Linked DNA regions of Homo sapiens: region 2 is linked to region 1. Evidence: read pairs that join two places in POLR2A ChIA-PET (ENCODE). Cell type or tissue: PC-9. All regions are shown on one strand.

Region 1 (2,500 bases):
GGTGATTGTTATGCAACATTGTAAAAGGGCTAATTTCATGTTATGAAACAACAGCTCTTGACCTCCCAGGCTCAAGACATCCTCCCACCTCAGCCTCCCGGGTAGCTGGAACCTCACGCACATGCCACCACCCCTGGCTAATTTTGTTTATTTTTTTGTAGAAATGAGGGTCTCACTATGTTGCCCAGGCTAGTCTGAAACTCCTGGGGCTCAAGTGATCCTCTCACCTTGGCCTCCAAAGTGCTGGGATTACAGGTGTGAATTTTGTTTCAATAGAAAATGAAAAATGGGCCAGGCGTGGTGGCTCACGCCTGTAATTCCAGCACTTTGGGAGGTGGGCGGATCACTTGAACCCAGGAGTTTGAGACACACCTGTCCAACATGGCAAAACCCCGTCTTTACTAAAAATACAAAAATTAGCAAGGCATGATGGCGGGTGCCTGTAATCCCAGCTACTCAGGAGGCTGAGGCAGGAGAATCGCTTGAACCCGGGAGGTGGAGGTTGCAGTGAGCCGAGATGGCACCACTGCACTCCAGCCTGGACGACAGAGTGAGACTCCGTCTCAAAAAAAAAAAAAAAGAAAAAGAAAAAGAAAACTGTTCCTAACTGACGAGTCCAGGTATGAGGGCCTACAGATATGAGACCTGAAGGGCAGCTCCCCGGCCACACCCAGCCAGTCCTGCCAGACTCTCTCCCACCCCAGGAGCCAGGTGCCGCCCTCCTGAGGGCAGGGCATGGAGGAACCTCCTGAGCCCTGCCAGGAGGGTGTCAGCAGGCCACTGCCCCAGACTCACAGCCTCACTACACCCACAGAGGCCCAAGATAAAGTGCTCCCAGCTGTGGGTGGGTCCCAGGAAGGGACATCCAACCTTGGCATGGTGCCCACACTCATACCCGTCCTGGGGCAGGAGATACTGTCGATCTGTTAGCCACACCTGGGCGACAGCAAGTGGGCCCAGGGAGGCCTGTTTACCAAGCAGCCTGGCAACCCGATGTTGCCTGAGGCGTCCCTCTCTGACCTGGCGCCAGGCAGGCAACTACAGGACCTGTGGCCAAGTGAAGCCTGGCTGTGCCCAGCCAGGGCTAGGGCTGGGCTTGGGCCAAAGATGCCGGGGCTGAGGGCAAGTGGATCGCTTCATCACAGCAGCAGCTGCTAAAGCCCGCGGAGCCGGCAGCTTCTCAAAGTCACAGCTTTATCCCCAAGTTAGTCCCTGGCACACAGAAGACACCTGGGAAATACTGACAAACCAAAAAAAAAAAAAAAAAAAACAAGCTAAGCCGTGTTCCTCTCTTTGTTCAGGAGACTCCCGAGCCTCTGAGCTCTGTGCCCATCATTCCTCATGGCTCTCCCCGTCTTGGCCCCTCCCCATGGACACACTCAACCCTCTAGTCCCTACATGGGCCAGGCCCCAGGCCTCTGCACATGCTGTTCCCACTTTCTCCCTTCCTCTCCCCTCCCTCTGCTACTATGGGTCCAGTGGGCCATCGCACACCTGGCCCAGGGTCACCTCTGAGTAGGCAGGGAATGCACAGCCTGTCTCCTGGCTTGCGAACAGCACCCCAGGAGGAGGGTAGAAGGGAGCCTTGGGGCCCGGGACGCACAGGCATCTGGATCCAGCAGTGGCGATTCAGTGCTCGCCACAGATGCAGCCCTGCCCGCAGGAAACTCACTGTGGCATCCTCTCAAGGCCAGCAACCACCTCCCAAAGCGGCCATTCAGCTGGGGAGGAGCAGTATGGGAGCCGCGGAAGGGGGCAGGACCCCAGGATTCAGAAAGGCCCTCTGTGTTGGCCTCTAGAGACAAATCCAAAAAGCACCACTGTTGCGGCATCAGCCGGCGCATGTTGGGGACTGTGTGCACATGGCCTGGAGAGGTGGGGGACAGGCTGCAGGGCTAGCAGGCAAGGGTGACCAAAAAGCAGACTCTAGAGCCAGGAGGCCGTGGTGAGTTCAGGCCAATTGAGGCCAGGCCACAGCTGGGGTATCTTTTTTTTTTGAGACTAAGTCTCACTCTGTCGCCTAGACTGGAGTGCAGTGGCAAAATCTCAGCTCACCGTAACCTCCATCTCCCAGGTTCCAGCGATTCTCCTGTCTCAGCCTCCCGAGTAGCTGGGATTACAGGCATGCACCACCACACCTGGCTAATTTTTGTATTTTTATTAGAGACAGGGTTTCTTTTTTTTTTTTTCTTTTTTTTGAGACGGAGTCTCGCTGTCTCCCAGGCTGGAGTGCAGTGGCGCAATCTTGGCTCACTGCAGGCTCCACTCCCTGGGGTTCACGCCATTCTCCTGCCTCAGCCTCCCGAGTAGCTGGGACTACAGGCGCCCGCCACCTCGCCCGGCTAATTTTTTTTGTATTTTTTGTAGAGACGGGGTTTCACCGTGTTAGCCAGGATGGTCTCGATCTCCTGACCTCGTGATCCGCCTGCCTCAGCCTCCCAAAGTGCTGGGATTACAGGAGTGAGCCACCGCATCCAGCCTAGAGACAGGGTTTCACCTC
Region 2 (2,500 bases), 290 kb after region 1:
TTAAGGCATACACAGATTTCTAATTTCACAGGGGGTTGGTGCCCCTCACACCCATGTGGTTTGAGGGTCAAATGCATTATTTCCTTTCGTTGCTGTAACAAGACACCAATGCCTTGGTGGCTTAAAAAAACACAAATTTATGGACGGGTGCGGTGGCTCATGCCTGTAATCCCTGCACTTTGGGAGGCCGAGGCAGGTGGATCACCTGAGGTCAGGAGCTTCAGACCAGCGTGGCCAACGTGGTGAAACCCCATCTCTACTAAAAATACAAAAAATTAGCTGGGCGTGGTGGTGTGCACCTGTAATTCCAGCTACTCAGGAGGCTGAGGCAGTAGAATTGCTTGAAACCAGGAAGCAGAGGTTGCAGTGAGCCAAGATCGCATCACTGCACTCCAGCCTGGGCAACAAGAGCAAAACTCGTCTCAAAAATAATAATAATAATAATAAATAAAAACCACAAATTTATTATCTCACAGCTCAGGAGGACAGAAGCACAAAATGCATCTCACTGGGCTACAATCGATGTGTAGGCAGGGCTGTTTCTTTCGGAGATTTTAGGGGAAAATCTGTTTCCTTGTCTGTTTCACCTTCTAGAGGCCGCCCACATTCCTTGGCTCCTGGCCACTTCTTCCATTTTTAAAGACAGCAATCACATCAAACCCACCTCGCTTCCGTCGTTCCATGTCCTCCTCTGACTCTGCTACCACCCTCTTCCATTTTTCTTAAAGAGACGGGGTCTCACTATGTTGCCCAGGCTGGTCTCAAAGTCCTGGGTTCAAGCAGTCCTCCTGCCTTAGCCTCCCAAAGTGCTTGAACTACAGGCATGAGCCACTACACCCAGCCAAAGTCTTCAACTTGGCCAGGCGCAGTGGCTTACACCTGTAATCCCAGCACTTTGGGAAGTCAAGGCAGGCAGATTACTTGAGGTCAGGAGTTTGAGACCAGCCTGTCCAACGTGGTGAAACCCCATGTCTACTAAAAATACAAAAAATTAGCCGGGCATAGTGGTGGGCGCCTGTAGTCCCAGCTACTCGGGAGGCTGAGGCAGGAGAATCACTTGAACCCAGGAGGCAGAGGTTGTGGCAAGCCAAGATTGCGCCACTGCACTCTAGCCTGGGTGACAGAGCAAGACTCCATCTCAAAAAAAAAAAAGAAAGAAAATAAAAAGTAAAAAATAACTATATTATCTGGGTGTGGTGGTGCATGCCTGTGGTCCCAGCTACTCAGGAGGCTGAGGTGGGAGAATCGCTTGAGCCCGGGAGGCAGAGGCTGCAGTGAGCTGTGATCACGCCACTGCACTCCAGCCTGGATGACAGAAAACACTGTCTCTAAAAAACCAAAACCAAACAAATAAAAATAACAAAACAAAAACTTCTCCAATCCCCACTAACCATTAGTGTGATCCCATTTCACGACGGGCACACTGAGGTTGCTTGCTCGGGCCACACAGCTGGTGAGGAGCACAGCCAGGAGTCAAACCAACGCCCTGCTGGAGCCAACCCAGGCCTTTTCCTTGGCAGGTACTGGGAGAAGCAGAGATAACGTTGCGGCAATGGTGTGGAAGAAAAATTGGGAAAATTGAGCTGTTGGACAAGGCCAGGATTGGGAGAGGCAGCCTTCGGGTGCCAGCCTTGCTGGCTGTGACGGCTGACCCACCCAAGTGCAGTGGGCGTGGGCGATAAGAGAACTGCCACAGCCTGCCCAGTCACAGTGCTGGTGCCAGGACATCAAATGCCACCCAGCCCCCACAGCTTCCGGACACTGGCCAAGTCCCCAAGGGCTGCAGCGGCCCAAGGCCTCACCCGTACAGCCAGCCACTGGCCTCTGCCTTCCCAGAAGTCTGTGCCTGGGGAATGAGCATCGCCAGCTGCCCAGACACCTCTTTTGACAAAGGGTTTGAGGACAGCATCTGGGTGGGGAGGCTCAGAAGGGTTAAGGGCAAAAGATAGAGCGCCTACTGTATGCTGGACTATGTTAGGCACCAAACCAGAGATTTGCTTCTAGAAACATTTAACCTTTTTTTATTTTTTATTTTTTGAGACAGGGTCTCCTTTTTTGCCCAGGATGAAGTGCAGGGGCGCAATCATAGCTCACTGCAGCCTTGACCTCCTGGGCTCAAGTGATCCTCCCGCCTCAGACTCCCTAGTGGATGGGACCACAGGCATGCACCACCACGCCCCGCTAATTTTTAATTTTTTGTTTTGCAGAAACAGGGTCTCACTATGTTGCCCAGGCTGGTATAAAATTCCTGGGCTCAAGTGATCCTTCCGCCCTGGCATCCCAAAGTGCTGGGATTATAGGAGTGAGCCACCACACCCGGCTCAGCCTAAGAAGCTTTAAAAAGATCCAGATGCCACACACACACAGAAATTAATAGGTCACAATCTGGAAGGAGACTTCTTGGCTGAGCTACCTCTGAGGTGAAAACAGCTAGCCAAAGATTTGTAGAAGATTCTTTCACATGGAAAGCTAAAATCTTCCATGGACTTGAGGACTTACT

The links. ChIA-PET counts read pairs that join two places held together with the same protein. Peaks named below come from ENCODE experiments on the same cell type or tissue, not always from the same donor. Only the 100,000 strongest peaks of a DNase experiment are listed, where the experiment ranks them.
Region 2: POLR2A ChIA-PET joins it to region 1 with 8 read pairs; 2 of 35 experiments call an interaction of 5 or more read pairs at or near these places.

What each region holds. Positions count from the first base shown.
Region 1 is chr19:10,897,804-10,900,303 of GRCh38, reverse strand. The region is part of intron 1 of CARM1 (coactivator associated arginine methyltransferase 1); the gene reads right to left. Among named protein-coding and RNA genes, the nearest start is that of CARM1, 28 kb to the right of the region's middle. RefSeq lists an enhancer at 442-1,059. In PC-9, no CTCF peak of the experiment used is centred here; a DNase peak (open chromatin) is centred at 953; H3K4me3 peaks cover 490 bases; H3K27ac peaks cover 1,687 bases.
Region 2 is chr19:10,611,908-10,614,407 of GRCh38, reverse strand. It overlaps a transcript of SLC44A2 not described here. Among named protein-coding and RNA genes, the nearest start is that of SLC44A2, 12 kb to the left of the region's middle. In PC-9, no CTCF peak of the experiment used is centred here; no DNase peak of the experiment used is centred here.